2 separate regions of the Homo sapiens genome follow, and region 2 is linked to region 1. A link is a contact called in ENCODE Hi-C or POLR2A ChIA-PET data. All regions are on one chromosome and are shown on one strand. Each heading gives the region's core, a stretch centred on a gene start or an enhancer-like site at or near the end of the contact. The rest is flanking DNA. Distances are from core to core; before and after follow the strand shown. Region 1 has its middle 87 kb from the start of BCAS1-AS1. Region 2 has its middle 66 kb from the start of ZNF217.

Region 1 (3,713 bases), core at 494-2,993:
AGCAGAACTTCATGTTCCTCAAGGGTCTAGCTTAATTCCAAACAATAATTGTGTTTCCTGTCTCAGCAGGATAAATGTACAGCACAGGAAATTCTGTATAGAGTGGGCAGAGGCACTTTTCAAATTTCCCATATGAAGAGTATGCTATTATTGGAGTAGGGTAATTTGAGCACCTCTCACAAGTATAGTATAAAAAGTTAAACCCAGATTAGAGAGTTCTGCCCAGGGGAAACGAAAGTAAACAAAAATTGAAGCAGTGAACTGTTGAAACTCTAAATGCCGTTGAACTTTGAGCATGAAGAAGCCCTCCAAACAGCCCGTGCACACAGTCAGAGAGCTGTTGTTAACTCAGATTCTATCATTTACAGGTGCCCCATGTTCATGACATGTTAATTAGGCTTGACAATAAACTCAGCATTTGTTTCATATTAGAACAATGAGATTTTATACATGACTCAAGGGCTATATTTAGTGAATTCAAATCCAATAAAATAAATTATTTCAATGCTTCTACATTCATATTTGGGAACCCTAAGTATACCACAGATCATATCATGCTGTTGACACCAAACCTCACGCACCAAAACCTTGAAATAGACCAGATAACCTAAACTGTGGGAATTAGGACTGTTCCTACCACTTAAGAAAGAGTTCTCCTGCGTTTGCTATATTTCCAGAACTTGGCTTTACATGAATCAAAGACATGAGATCTCTTCCCCCATTCTCCACTTACTCCCCAAATGAAAAGAAAATGAAAGAAAGGCCAAAGAGTATTTTCTTTATTTTCTAAAATTATTTCCAACTTTTCCTAGTGACTCTTAAAAATAGAAATGTGGCCAGTGGCTTACTGGTCGGATCCTGAGCCGATGATTCATTGCCATGAGACGTTATTTCGTGAGACATTCTCTAAGGGAATCCAGGGAAAGAATTCTGTCCTAGTCACTCACATATTATGCTTTTAAGAATGAGGTGTGGCCAGAGTTCTCAGAGATCCTTGAAGAGAAAATTATTTTCATTGTTTTTTCTGTTTGTTAGCACTTTAAAACTTAAAAACAGTTGGGATAATTCTACTCACTGTGTGGGGGACAGCATGGTGTGTTTGAAGACGTGCCCGGAAGAGCACAAAAAGTGACTCTTTCTCTCCCCCATACCACACACTCAAATATATGTCACCTCTCTATCTCACTCACGATTCACGCATCTGCAAAAGTTCACAGATAGCAAATTGGCTCTCCAATCAAAATAACAATGCCAGTAAAGAAACCTCAAAGGGTCCAGAAACAAACATTCAAACAACAGGGTCCTACGAAAATTTCATTAGAGAGGAAATAGGTCCTTAGAACAGAACAAAACTAAACAGAAACTCTGAAGGAAGATGAGAAAGAATACTATGAATGTGGTTAGCTAGAAAGCTATTCAACAGCTTCCTTGCTTCCCTAATATCCAGCTGCAGGAATATGCCAAGGGGAGAAAAAAAAATCTTTCTTAGTCCTACTAAACGTAGGAAAAGTGCTATTCTGACTCCAAAGCTGAGCTGTAGATGGCAGTGAGTGGGTGGGAAGGGAATGTGAGCCGTCCCTAACAACAACAGAAAGCCTTCTGCTAGTATCCGTTCCCAAACTATAAACACTCAGAGACTCCTCGCCAAGCACATAATAAAAATTTCACCTCCCCCCCCAACCATGGTTTCCTGTAGTTTGTACTATTCAAATGCAAATTGTGATGAATATCAGCGTGGACTCTCCAACTTAAAGAACTCTGATTTTTTTTTTCATAAGTATCCAAAGCTTCCCACTGAGAAGAAAGCATCATTTAGGAGATACTCAACTGGTTGAGAAATATATGTGCTTATTTTAGAATTGGCACAAGAATATGTAAAATGATCCACTGATAATGATCACCCTAAGGGATGTCACACCCAAACGCCTATTTTTGCAAACAGAAAAGGAACAAATACAGCATTCTTTACTGAAAACTCTAAAGGAGATCCTGCACCATAAATTACAGACCTAATCTAAGAGTCAAGCAATGTTTACTCTAAAAGGTGACATTCCGAAATTTTCCTACAATCGGATTAGATGGAAGAGCACATTGTCTTTCTTTCACTTGGGAAGTAAGCCCTACCATAATTCTCTTTTAAGGGATGAATCATAGAGCCCCCACATCTGACAATGGATTAAGTCATTTGTTTTGTTTCTGGGATATATTCTACCCTTCACTACAACTGGGATCTACAATTTGTTCTAACATTTTCTGGCAATTTCTGATTTGTTCAGACAAAGACCAGAAGCTTAAGTCCCACGGAATTAACTGGTTGGATTATTACCAAGGTGGAACAGAGCCAGAAGGTTGAGAACATACACATCGTGTGCTCTTGGGACATAATATCTGCCTTCGCAAGGATGGTATCATTTCTCAGCCTCTCACCCACCAGTTAGCTCAACGAACTGGAAATGTTTTTCTTTCCTTTCCCTTTTTTTTCCCTAATTTTTTAACAGCAGGAACAGAATAAACTGGTAATAAATCAGGCAAGCAATATTTTTTTTTTTGCTTCTTGGAACATACTAGAAAATAATAGTAACTTATTTGTTACAACACTTATATCTCTACATTAACCAACAAGCCAAAAAGAAGATGAAAGAAAAAATTAAGAAGAGACAAAGAGGGAGGAGGATGGGGAGGAAGAAAGAAGGAGGGAGGGAGGGACAGAGGGAAGGAGGGAGGGAGGGAAGAGGGAGGGAAGAAGAAAGGAAGGGAGGAAATTTTCTGATTCTAAAAAATCAGAAGTCACCAAAGTAGCTTTCATATTCAACTAATTGAAGAGTATGTTTAAATAATATTCCATTTGCCTAGTACTTCACAGTTTCACATACATCAGCAATTGGTTGCCTGATATCATTTATCATCTTTTATACTGGAGGAAACCAATGATTTCAAAGATTAAATAATTTAAGAATGATCATGTACCTAGTACAATATTGAGCCAAAATAAAACTTGGTATTTCAGTCTGCTATGGTTTGAGTGTTCGTCACCTCCAAAACTCTTGTTGAAACTTAATTGCCGATGTGGCAGTATTGAGGGGTTGGACCTTTAAGAGGTGATTAGGTCACAAGGGCTCTGTCCTCATGAATGAATTAATTCTTTCATGGATTAATGGGCTAATGGGTTGTTATGGGAGTGGAACTGGTGTCTTTATAAGAAGAGGAAGAGAGACCTGAGCTAGAATGCTCAGCCTTTGTGCCATGTGATCATGTGATGCCCTGTGCAGCCTTGCGGCTCTGCAGAGGCCCCATCAGCAAGAAGCCTCTCACCAGATGACTCTCCTCAACCAGCTTCTAGAACTGTAAGGAGTAAATTTTGTTTCTTATAAATCACCCAGTTTCAAGGATTGTGTTACAAGCAATGAATCAGACACAGTCTTAGTTAATAGTTAATAGTAATAGTTAATAGTTTTCATCATGACACTAGAGAGCTTTCATTTATTCTGGTTCTGCTACGATACTTACATTAATCTCACATTTTCACAGGTATTTCCCAGTTTTTATGAACCCTCTCCCAAAATTATTTTGTGAGAAATTAAAGCACTGCACAACGTTGCAGCCACTGAAATTGTTCATAGTACAGATCGCATCTGTAGATCCATCTCCTTCTGCTTTGCTCAGAAAACACATTGACTTGGGTGGTGGGCCTGTCTTCCTACCCGGTTTCTCTT
Region 2 (3,713 bases), core at 519-3,018, 170 kb after region 1:
TTTCCTGCCCCTAAAGAGCAGCATAGCCACCAAGTAAACACATCATTTCAATATACTGTGGTAGCCCCTGGATAGAGGGAACTAAAAGTTGCTACAAAAACATGAATGCTATCTAGAAACTCCTGCATTTTCTCTTGAAGCATGTGAAGGAGTTCATCTGAAAAAGATGCCAAAAAGCCAAGAATCCAGCATCTACATCATCTTAGGAGGGAGCAGGGATAGGTAGGGAGGAGCCACCAGCTCTCGGATATTCCCAGATGCTAAAAGGTAAAGTGAATTCTTCTATAAGGATGTGTCTATCTAGCTGAGTCTGCAAAGCCTCCCCACAGTAAATCTGAAGTTGAGAATGCCAAAGTATTTGCTTTCATCTAACTCTTTGACAGACAAATAGAATACAAAAATAAAAACATCTCTCTTCTACCCTCATTGTAATCTTTTTCCTCTTTTCAAAATCTTTTAAACAAAATGCCTCTTTACTGTGAAATCTGTTCTATTGATTTGTTTTCATAAAAGATCTCTCTCCTAAAGAAAGGAAAAGCCATCTTTGATCTGACTTGACAAAAAGATCTAATCAAACAATAAAATCTATGAAGGAAAAAAAAGAAAAAGAAGCAAGCTTCTTTGAGCCACATCAAATATATGAAAGAGAAAATACTTCATTTAAATGCTAAAAACTAACACAAAACAGCTTGAAATGTAATAACCTCTCCTGAATAAGTGAAACCACATGTTGATCTGACATGAGTTTCTAAGACACAATTAAAGGTCACTTCGTGTACAAACATCTCATTCGGAAGTGAGAAGCTTGAATTGCTGTCAGTATTTTTGGCCACCACGGGGCAGGTGCTCCCACCTGGCACAAACCATATAGACGCCCCCAGAGGGAATGAAGGTGATACTCCACATACTGGAAGCTTCAAATCTAGCCGCGCCAGGAAATGTTCAGCCCTGGATTTCAGCTGTTTCTCCCTTGATGTCCTAACAGAGAGGACTAACTAAATGTGAGAATCCTTGTTGTTTTAGGAAGCCCATGGAAGTGGCTTTACTTAAAAAACTAAAGGCTTCCTTTCTGCTCTGTCTGTCTTTATGACCCACCAGGGTCCTAGGAGAGAAGACATTAGGGTGTTGCAGCCACAGAGTCACATTTGGAAACGTCTTCCAGCAGCTGGGATGTTTCAATTCAAGACTCTTTAAGGGAACACAGGGTATTTGGAAAGTGACTTTAAAATGCCCTGGCCTCCAGGCCTATCTCCTCTTACCAAATCCCTTTAAGAAAGGATGTGCTGGGGAAAGACTTCAAAGTGTTTCAAAAGGGAAATCACATCTTGAAAGCTTTTCTCAGAATGAGAAAGAAACACATTATTTGATTTGAAAGAGAAGTAAATCTTAAGCAGCAATGAAGGAGGATCAAAGAATAGGTTCATGTGAACTTAAGAAGTGATCCTTTCCAGCGGAACGTGACTTTACTCTTTCCGATGCCCTCAACGCATTTTGGGGATTGTAAGTTTACTCGAGAATCAAAATAAAGAGGCGAGCCAGCGTTCCAGAAAATCACGTGGTCTCCCCCGCCCCCCAATCTATTTTACAGCCCTCTCCAGCTTCGAACTCGCGCCAGGCTGTGCGCACCGACTTTGCGCTGGCGGCGTGGACGCTGCGGCCACTCGCGGGCGGCGTGGACGCTGCGGCCACTCGCGCGGCTGTTGTTGTTGCTGCTGCGTGGAGGCACGCCGCTCCTTGCACACGCGGGGCAATTCTCCGGTTGGGGAAGGAGGAAAATGGCTGAGAAAAGGACCTAAGAAAGCCTTCAGGGTGGGCCCCCATTTCTTCCTGCCCCGCCCACACCCTGCCACACTCTCCCGCCGTCCCCTCCCCACCCCCCCTTGTTCTTTGGACCTGACCGATGAAAAATTCAACTAATACCTAAATAGATTCTTCTTGCAAAAAAGTAAAATCTCAAAGCAAAACAAAACAAAACAAAAATTTGTTAGGGGAGAAATCATCTGTGAGGTGCCCTTTCCATTCTAGCTCCCTCTCCCCTCTCCGTTTCCCTAAATGTTATTCTCTATCGATAGACATAGAGATGTGGATATTACCTGTAGATAGATATTTTAAAATTGTATTTATTTCTTAAAGACACTTCCATAATCTAATATACAAAGGAATTCATAAACTTAAGAGCGGAAGTTGTCACATAAATAAAAAACAACCAATACTTTTTGATCAGTAAAATCACTGATTCGGCTGGGCGCGGTGGCTCACGCCTGTAATCCCAGCACTTTGGGAGGCCAAGGCGGGCCGATTATGAGGTCAGGAGATGGAGACCATCCTGGCTAACAGGGTGAAACAAACCCCGTCTAAACTAAAAATACAAAAAATTAGCCGGGCGGGGCGCCTGTAGTCCCAGCTACTCGGCAAGCTGAGGCAGGAGAATGGCGTGAACCCGGGAGGCGGAGCTTGCAGTGAGCCGAGATTGCGCCACTGTACCCCAGTCTGGGCGACGGGGTCTCCGTCTCAAAAAAAAAAAAAAAAATCACTCATTCTTTGTAAAGTCCAATAAAATTAAGTTTAAGTCCATTGGTAAGAATGAGTAAGAAAAACAAGAGGGAATGTACTTATAAACAACATCAAGAATAAAAGTAGATACATAATTACACATACGGGGCCGGGCAAGGTGGCTCACACCTGTCATCTCAGGACCTTGGGAGGCCGAAGTGGGCGGATCACTTGAGGTTAGGAGTTCCAGAACAGCCTAGCCAACATGGCGAAACCCCATCTCTATTAAAAATACAAAAATTAGCCGGGCGTGGTGGCACATGCCTGTAATTTTACACCGAGCTACTCAGGAGGCTGAGGCATGGGAATCCCTTGAGCGTTGCAGTGAGTCGAGATCACACCACTGCACTCCAGTCTGGGCGACAGAGCAAGACTCTGTCTGAAATAATAATAATAATAGTAATTACACATACAGAGCAACCTTTTGAAATTTTAAGTGACTGTTTTCTACAGCTGTGTACTGTTTGGCTTGAAAACCTAGCTTTGTCTAAGGAAAAAAACCGAATTACCAAAATCAACCCAATCCAGGTGCTGTATTTACACCTGAAAGTATTGCTTTTCTTTACCTGCTTGCTTGATGTAATATATATTAAATAGCCACTGTGGAAAATCACGGGAAATTTTAATATTTTCCTCAGAAGCTTGTTAGTTAATCCAACTCTAACCCGGAGAAAGTTGCTGCATTAACAGTTTCTCAACAGACAAAAAATGGCCACGAAAACAATGGCTAGTCTTTATTTGGGGCTTACTCTACACCAAACATACACATTAGCATATTTGGCCTCCGTAATGCCGCTTAAGGTTTGATACCATTGCTATACCCATTTTACAGATGGCAAAACTGAAGTGTGAAGAGGTACCCAAGATCACACAGCTTTGAGGGGCAGAATGGGGATCCCAATGGAGAAAAGCTGTGACTGTTTAAAGTGTCATTCAAAGACTACATTACATCATAGGAGAATCCAGCTATAACTTCCCTTATCACATTTTAACTGGGAACCGCATAATTGTGCCATGAATAGTGCACCTATCTTACATAGATGGTCTTTAGCAAGAGCGTGAATTTAAAGTAGGAAAAACATTAAATGCCCTCAAGAAAGATGACTAAAAGATTTGAAGAAACTGAGGGAGTGTCAGCTAGGGTAAGGTTTACTTAATTG

The links. Hi-C counts contacts between places; a loop is a spot of excess contacts on that map. ChIA-PET counts read pairs that join two places held with the same protein, here RNA polymerase II (POLR2A). Pooled maps may share reads with other maps.
Region 2: a map of gastrocnemius medialis shows a loop between it and region 1 (3-fold over the local background). The contact joins two enhancer-like sites. A Hi-C loop is called at or near these places in 7 of 168 maps with a recorded cell type or tissue (A673, Calu3, GM12878 and 4 more), 24 of 37 single-sample maps with no recorded cell type and 15 of 50 pooled maps. POLR2A ChIA-PET finds 5 or more read pairs at or near these places in 7 of 52 experiments (AG04450, CD4-positive, alpha-beta T cell, HEK293 and 4 more).

What each region holds. Positions count from the first base shown.
Region 1 is chr20:53,826,750-53,830,462 of GRCh38, reverse strand. No RefSeq gene overlaps it. Among named protein-coding and RNA genes, the nearest start is that of BCAS1-AS1, 87 kb to the left of the region's middle. RefSeq lists a cis regulatory region at 284-297 and enhancers at 219-363, 1,630-1,739. Within about 2 kb of position 1,743, at least 28 of the 41 ENCODE cell types and tissues checked have a DNase peak (open chromatin) inside an H3K27ac peak, as active enhancers do; they include CD4-positive, alpha-beta T cell, OCI-LY7, gastrocnemius medialis and 1 more, where a contact is called at or near this core.
Region 2 is chr20:53,658,251-53,661,963 of GRCh38, reverse strand. No RefSeq gene overlaps it. Among named protein-coding and RNA genes, the nearest start is that of ZNF217, 66 kb to the right of the region's middle. RefSeq lists enhancers at 643-702, 1,623-1,682, 1,693-1,752. Within about 2 kb of position 1,768, at least 19 of the 41 ENCODE cell types and tissues checked have a DNase peak (open chromatin) inside an H3K27ac peak, as active enhancers do; they include CD4-positive, alpha-beta T cell, OCI-LY7, gastrocnemius medialis and 1 more, where a contact is called at or near this core.